Linked DNA regions of Homo sapiens: region 1 is linked to region 2. The links are chromatin contacts, found by Hi-C or POLR2A ChIA-PET in ENCODE. All regions are on one chromosome and are shown on one strand. Each heading gives the region's core, a stretch centred on a gene start or an enhancer-like site at or near the end of the contact. The rest is flanking DNA. Distances are from core to core; before and after follow the strand shown. Region 1 has its middle 150 kb from the start of LINC02742. Region 2 has its middle 220 kb from the start of LINC02742.

Region 1 (4,248 bases), core at 365-2,864, 360 kb after region 2:
TTGAACTCCCAAGCTCAGGTGATCTGCCCACTTCGGCCTCCCAAAGTGCTGGGATTACAGGCGTGAGCCACCGTGCCCAGCTGATATTGGTCCTCTTAACATATTTCAAATGTCATCAACATTATCTTATTCTTTCAATGGCAATCATGAAAAAGCAAAAATTAAATAGCTGAAATTACACAAAGACTTGGCTTTATGGATTAAATAAGAACTGACTGGGGAAAATTCCCTCACTTTCTCTGCTCTGTGTTCAGAATATATAATATCTGCTGACGCTAGGTAGTAAAAATATATATATATTTCTAAGATTAAAGTCTGGTTTACAGACATTTTGTTCACATAAGCTGTAACAAACTAGTAAAAAGTCTTACTACAAAAGTCTCCAGTAAAATACATTGGCAAATCTACTCCTAAGCCGTGGTTTACTTATCTGCTGTCAAGAAGAAAAGGTAAGTAGATATGCTGTATGAGAACCTTATAATGTATTTCCATCATACTGATATCACTTTGAGGCTATTCCATAGGGTATATATCACTCTTCTTGACTATTTACATTAAGACTCCATTTAACATTTTTTTCTTTTAGCCTTTCTGTCTTCATTAATGAAAAACGCTACATTAAGAAATTTCTGCTTGCTTTTCCTTCTTGTTTCATATAGAGACCCATGTGTAATCTGCAAAGTAGTCTGAAAAGAATGGCACAAGCAGTCAAAATATTTACATATTTCTCTGTAAAATATTTCATATAAAGATTTAACAGGCGTAAGTAAGCTATGACAAGCATGCTCACTTATCTGAAGAAAAATACTTTGAGCTGATTTTCTGGCACTGAAAGGAAAGCTGGCTAAGTGACATCTTCCTTTATGGAATGCAATGATTAAACCAATGAGTTGTGCTTTACCTTCTCCAGGAAGGTCAGTATGATATGGAGCTGCTTTCAGTGATGCCCAACATATTGCACTTGAACTTACAGAACCTGTCACTAATATCGGTAAGTAAAAGCAAGGCTTAATGTTGAGGTTAAAACAAAAATGAAAGGAATAGAGACCAAAAACAAAATAAAACTGTATGAGAATGTAAATATTATATGAATAATTTCATACAAAAACTGGGAAAACAGTGAGTGCTCCAATATTAAGAACTATCTCAGGTTTAAAGATGAGAAATGGAGTATCTCAAAACCAGGTTTTATCTATAGACTAAATACATTTTTCTCTCCTCCTAAATTGTAAGAAGAAAATAACTGGAGAATATTGCTGTGATCTCTTACAAGTTCTTTCTTCCAGCTTTGGAAGAAAGAGAAAAATAAACAGAAAATTCATTTATCTCGAAAGATAAGTATCCAAGTTCAGAAATCCCTGTTTGCTTCACAGAGGAACAAGCTCTAATCTCACAAGCTATGGAGAAGTCCCATAGATTCTCCTATATTGAAGTCATCAACATCTCACATCAGAGAGTAGTAGGTTGAAGAGTGTAAAATTATGAACACTGGCACATCGGGAAGACCACATTCCAGCCCAAATTTCTCACCCATCACAATGACCTGAACTTAACCTCTACTACTTGCCACTTTTCCTTACTTGGCAATTGAAGAAAATTCCTTTCCCTTGACATAATTACAGAAATGGAATGAGTAAGAAGTTTATAGCCTATGAATAGTATTGGTCCTACTTTGGACAAGAGGGATAACTTGGAATAAGGTTGGATCCTTACTGTGTAGCAAAAAGGCTGGCTACCACAAACTCCCCAAAAAGATTACCATAATATTGTACAGTGCCTATTGGTGAGAGGCCTCCTTGTTAGCAGCTCTGAGCATAACATTCACTCTAACCTATCTTAAATTGCACAGTTTGTAAATGCATAGGCAATAAGTCTTGTCTAACAGGATTTCAATAGCCTTGCAAATTCTACCTTTGGAAAATATTCAAACCAATAATTGTCATTCATATTCTTTACCACCTTCTACTCATCTGCACAGAACAAGAAGCCAAGCTGGGCCTCTTAGAAGACTCGGTTCTGGTTGTTCAGCTTCTGTGATTTGATTCCCTACCAGTGACAGACAGGATGGGCAAGTGAGGCAGGGCTTCCATCCTAACTTAAAGGCTCAGCATTTAAAGGGTGACAATCTGCTCATTCCAATATGTCTCTCAAAGGAGTTAGTAGTAGTTGTCAATGTTTGTTTTCAGTATGATGTTTTTCAAGGCACTTTTAAAACCAGATGGAATTGGCACCAACTTTAAAAAATTCAAATGGGGTTTTCCCTGAATTTAGAAATATCTGGTAATTTTTTTATTTTTATTTATTTATTTATTTATTTTTTGAGACAGAGTCTCTCTCTGTCATCCAGGCTGGAGTGCAATGGTGCGATCTCAGCTCACTGCAACCTCCGCCTCTTGGGTTCAAGTGATTCTCCTGCCTCAGCCTCCTGAGTAGCTGGGACTACAGGCACGTGCCACCACACCCCGGCTAATTTGTTTGTGTGTTTTCAGTAGAGATGGGGTTTCACCATGTTAGCCTGACGGTCTCAATCTCCTGACCTCATGATCCACCCGGCTCGGCCTCCCAAAGTGCTGGGATTACAGGCGTGAGCCACGGCGCTCAGCCTAAAATGTTATTTTTTAAAATAAAATAGGAAGTTAAAAAGCACTGTGTACTCTTACATTCTGCCCCAGAAATAATGGGATGGATGAATAATGGGTTGGATGAAGATTGGGCTGAAAAGAGATTTCACCTTTGGGAGGCATCTCAATACTTCATTTGAACAAGGTAAAATATTTTTCATGAAAATAACCTATGTATCAACCTGAAAGCCGGTATGTATATGGAATCAATTTAAAAGATGGAGTATAGAGTTTGAAGTCAGGATGGTCAGGGGGCTAATCGCAACTTAAACAAGTGACAGCTGTATTAATTATCTGAGCCTCTTTCTTATCAATCAGCGGGACTAGTAATAGTATATGCTGCATGAGTTGTTTGTAGATATTAAATGTGATGTCAAATATAAAGTGCCTACTTGATATTTTTGATAAGGCACTTAAAAATACATGTTTTATTTTATAGCTTAATGACAGCTAAAGAGGCAAATAAATATTGTATATGAGTCTTTGCCACAGCTGCATACCTACCTTTCAATTCCCTGAATCCTTAGGCTTCATTCACTTTATCTCACCTGGATTACTGTCCTCCTGGTGGTAGGATCATTTATTCTTTTGTCATTTACTGACAGTCCTCTGTGTACCAGGCACTGTGCTATGGTCTCAGAGGGCAAAAAGTGCCATACATTCTGTACTCTCTGTCTTCAAGGAGCTACGCTTCAGGTGGTGGTGAGGTAAGCAGTGGCTTCTGATAGCTTTTACAATACATACAATGATGTGTCATGATAGAGGTGTGTAGAAGCTGCTAAACTGCCTTCTTTGGGGCTGGGGGAGATAGTCAACTTCATGATGAAAACTTCTGCTGAGCTGAATGTGATTTCAGAATTAATAGCACAAAGGACAGCAATATTCAAAGACAGAGACTCCTGCAAGAACAAGGTGTTCAGTTTGGTTGGAATGCAAGAAAGGTTTCATAAAGTAGTAGTAAGTGAATGGGGAGGGGTGTCATCTTCTGAAATTACTAACTTACAAAGATAGAATAAACTTGACTGACTGAAATAAAAGCAATCATATCAGCAGTCATTGCATATTATTTGTTATGTGTCAGGACACTTTTCCATATTAACTCATTCAATGCTTAGAAACACCCTATGATGTAAATATCATGACTGTATTATCATCATTTCACACATTAAAAAAAAAAAAAACCTGAGGTACATAAAGGTTTAGCTGTTTGCCCAAGGATATCCCACTAGTAAGTAGCAGAGCTGAGATTCAAACTGAGTCAGTCTAGGTCCTGAGCTGGAGTCTCATCACAACCATATTCTGCCTCTTTTGTTTTTGCATTATTAGTTACAGAAGCTTGTATCCCAAAAGATAAATGATGAGAGCCCATGGCATATGACTGGCCTCCAGCTACAGTGGCCTTATCAGCATTACACTGACAGACTGCCACTGGAGATCTTTCTATGAGCACCGCAGATGCATACACTTACAAAATGGGAAACATTCTTACCTCAAAAGGCTCTGAGGACCCAAAGTCATACATAAGCCTTTAGCCTGAGACATGCTAAAGATTAGTTGTAAATTTCTTTCCTTTCCTTTATTCTCTCTTCCTTTTTTACTTCTTTTTTCTTTCTTCTTTTCCTTCCTT
Region 2 (3,779 bases), core at 663-3,162:
CAAAACAAGTATTGCCTTATCTCACATTTCTGCAATCTAGAGTTGAAACTCGTAGAAGCAGAGAGTAGAATGATGGTTACCAGGGGCTGGGGGTCAGGAGTGGAGGTTGGGGGTTGGGGAGATGTTGGTAAAAGGATACGAAATTCTAGTTAGAAAGGAGGATCGGTTCAGAAGATCTATTGTACAACATGGTGACTATGGTTAATAACAATGCATTATATACTTCAAAATTGCCAAAAGAGTGGATTTTAAATGTTCTCGCTACACAAAAATAATAAGTGTGTGAGGTAGTAGATATGTTCCTTAGCTCGACTTAGCCATTCCAAAATGTATACATACATCAAAACATCATGTTGTATACCATAAATATATATAATTCTTATAAATATATAGAGATAACTAAATAAATTTAAAAAGCATCCCTGGCCTCTATCTATTAGGTGTAAGTAGTACCCAACCAGCACCCACTTTACTTGTTACCATTAGTGACAAATAAAAATGTTTACAGACTTTGCCAAGTGCCCCTTAGGGTTCCTTGGTTGAGAATCACTGGTTTAGATATACAGCCTTCTCATTCTTAGCATTAGTATACAGCCTGAGTTCCTGTGTTTATGACTCCTCTTCCTGGAAACTGCATTTGCTTGTCTTCCAAACCCTCATTTACACCATTTCTGCCCCATCCAGTCATCCAATTCACCCTGCCTTAGAACGACCCCACTGCACGGGCTCCGCCAAAGGATCCAAACCCCTTCTCTGAGCTGATATCCGAAACCTGTCCCTGATCTGGAGACCGAGGCAGTGAAAAGCCAGCTTCTGTGATTGTGTATCATTTGGGTAGAAAAAGTCCTCATAAATCACCGGATTGTTTTGTGGGCCTTCGAGGGTGCTACTGGGAATGGCAGGGAGTGTGACTCATTCTGCTGTACTGCAGTAATATTAAAGAAAATAAATAACGGAACTGAGAAGGCATTAAGTGAGGAAATGAGGCACGGATGCGTGAGGCAGAGGTGATCCTACTGCACTGCATGTACGTGGATATTACCCAATTACTTGGGAAGCAGAACTTAGGAAGAGAACTGTGGAATCAGTTTTCTGAATGAACTGCAGAGTATACACTCAGATTGTACTGAATTCCCCAGGCAAGACTTTTCCTCTGAGCTCCCTTTCTGAATAATAAGGAAGTACATGCAATTGGGTTGTCATGGTTTGTTCTCTGTCTTAAGTACTACTGGTAATAATCATGCCTTATGTTTGTTCAGTGTTTCCTGGTTTACAGAACACATTCCCATATATTATGTCATTTCACTAACAAAGCAATCCTCTAGACAGGAGGAATCCAGCCAGGAGGAAAACAGTGTTCTAGAAGGGGTGTTTTGACAGGTTTGAGACAGCAGAGCATACTTGTGAGAGCACAGGATCTGGAATCTGAAGATTTGGGTAAGAATAACAGCTCAAAACAGCTCTGGTATCTTGACCATTAAACTGTCAAACTTTAGTGTTTCTTCTGTGGAGATAATAGCACTGCTACGAGGTATTCAATGAAATCAGACCTATAAATACTGAATACTGTACCCACCTCACCCTAGGAAACAGGCTCTTAAAAACAGTGGTGGAAGCAATCTTTAACTCAGGATAATCTGTAGATTACAAAAGTATAATAGCATATTTTATTGCATAGTAGTCAAGTATAAATGAAGACTTTAGAGTCAGGTGACCAGGGTTTGAATCTCAGCTCTGCTTCTTGTAACTGTGTCACTTGAAACAAGTTTCTCAGCCTCCCTGTGTCTTGGTTTCCTTATCCATAAAATAGGTGCTTTGGAGATTAAACAGGCTATTATATAAAAAGTTTTTATAACTGCAGTGTTTCTCTGCTTTGAGTCATCTATATAACAGTCATCCCGTATCCACAGGGGATATGTTGCAAGACCCCCCTGGATGCCTGAAACTGCAGATAGTAATAAGCCTATATATACCATATTTTTAAATGCATACATACCTATGATAAAGTTTAATTTATAAATTAGGCACAATGAGAGTTTAACAACAATAGCTAATAAAAAGAACAATTATAACAACATACTATAATAAAAGTTATGTGAAAATCAATACCTCTCTCTCTCTCTCAACCCAAATATCTTATTGTACTTATTTTTGGACCATGGTTGACCATGGGTAACTAAAACCAAGACAGTAAAACTGCTGATAAAGGGGGAGTACTGTACTTGGTAACTGTGATTACTCAGAGTTGACTTTAAGTACAGCATTATTCAAGGTGAACAACACTGGATTCTGTGACAGATGAAGTCCCAAATATAGTGGCTTCACACACTCATCTCTTTTCCTCCCTCTCTTCTTCCCTTCGTCCCTCCTTCCCTCCTTCCCTCCCTTCCTTCCCTTCCTTCCTTCCTTCCTTCCTTCCTTCCTTCCTCCTTCCATCCTTCCTTCCTTCTTTCCTTCCTTCCTTCTTTTTGACAGGCTCTCACTCACTCAGGCTGGAGTGCAGTGGCATGATCATGGGTCACTGCAGCCTCGACCTGCTGGACTCAAGCAATTCTCCCACCTCAGCCTCCCAAAGTGCTGGGATTACAGGTGTGAGCCACTGAGTCCAGCCACAATCCTATTTCTTGCTCATGTCATATTCCAAGGCAGGTTGTTGGTGTGTGTGTGTGTGTGTGTGTTGGGGTTTACTCCATGCAGAAACTCAGAGACCAAAACTCCTGCTCCTAGCATGCTATGTCTCTACCCTCCCCTAGGTCCTCAGATTTATCTCTTTGACAGATGAGGAAACCATGATTGGGTATGGGGATTCCCAAGGGTCAAGCCTAGAAGTTGAATATATTGCTTTTGTTCTCATTCCACTGTCCAGAACACAATCATATGGCCACAATTCACTCATGAGATCCTGAGAAATATAGTCTGACCATGTGCTCAACAAAAGGAGAGTTCATATATTAGAGAAAGCTATCAATCTAGCAAGTCTTGAGTTCAGGGAGTCTGTGCTTCCCAACAGCAGGCCTTGTAAAGCACAGCTCTACAAATGAGGCTCCTGTGCTATGCCATTTTTCTGACCCATGCAGTTTGTGTAGCCATTATTTTCCCATCACTCTGTAAGCAATATTTTGTGCTTCTGCAGCAGGATTGGTTTGGTCATAATCCTGATTGAGATCCAACTTGGAAACAACTTTTCCTCAGAGTTGACTTTAAGTACAGCATTATTTAAGGTGAACAACACTGGATTCTGTGACAGATGAAGTCCCAAATATAGTGGCTTCACACACTCATCTCTTTTCCTCCCTCTCTTCTTCCCTTCTTCCCTTCGTCCCTTCTTCCCTTCGTCCCTCCTTCCCTCCTTCCTTCCCTCCTTCCCTCCCTTCCTTCCCTTCCTTCCTTCCTTCCTTCCATTCTTCCTTCCTTCTTTCCTTCCTTCCTTATTTTTGACAGGCTCTCACTCTCTCACTCAGGCTGGAGTGCAGTGGCATGATCATGGGTCACTGCAGCCTCGACCTGCTAGGTGTTTAAACATCAGCTGAGGGTATGACCCATGATGTAGCAATCCAGTGCCTTGTAAAGGACCACTCACCTCCTTCTGAGGCTGAAAACTAGAGTAATAGGTTTGACCTTGACAGAGGTACAAGATCAAGGTGGATCTACAGGTAATAGCAGGCAAATGGAAATGAGCTCAAAGCCAGAAAAGTACGATCAGATCCTGGACAGATAAACATAAATTTAGAACCAGAAGGAATACTCAGACATGGTAAAAACTTCTAAAAACCTGGCAA

The links. Hi-C counts contacts between places; a loop is a spot of excess contacts on that map. ChIA-PET counts read pairs that join two places held with the same protein, here RNA polymerase II (POLR2A). Pooled maps may share reads with other maps.
Region 1: a loop to region 2 is called in a map of endothelial cell of umbilical vein, with 10 times the contacts of the local background. The contact joins two enhancer-like sites. A Hi-C loop is called at or near these places in 2 of 168 maps with a recorded cell type or tissue (IMR-90 and endothelial cell of umbilical vein) and 3 of 50 pooled maps. POLR2A ChIA-PET finds 5 or more read pairs at or near these places in 3 of 52 experiments (AG04450, IMR-90 and PC-3).

The regions. Positions count from the first base shown.
Region 1 is chr11:28,754,482-28,758,729 of GRCh38, reverse strand. No RefSeq gene overlaps it. Among named protein-coding and RNA genes, the nearest start is that of LINC02742, 150 kb to the left of the region's middle. Within about 2 kb of position 1,614, at least 4 of the 41 ENCODE cell types and tissues checked have a DNase peak (open chromatin) inside an H3K27ac peak, as active enhancers do; they include IMR-90, PC-3 and endothelial cell of umbilical vein, where a contact is called at or near this core.
Region 2 is chr11:29,117,369-29,121,147 of GRCh38, reverse strand. No RefSeq gene overlaps it. Among named protein-coding and RNA genes, the nearest start is that of LINC02742, 220 kb to the right of the region's middle. Within about 2 kb of position 1,912, at least 5 of the 41 ENCODE cell types and tissues checked have a DNase peak (open chromatin) inside an H3K27ac peak, as active enhancers do; they include IMR-90, PC-3 and endothelial cell of umbilical vein, where a contact is called at or near this core.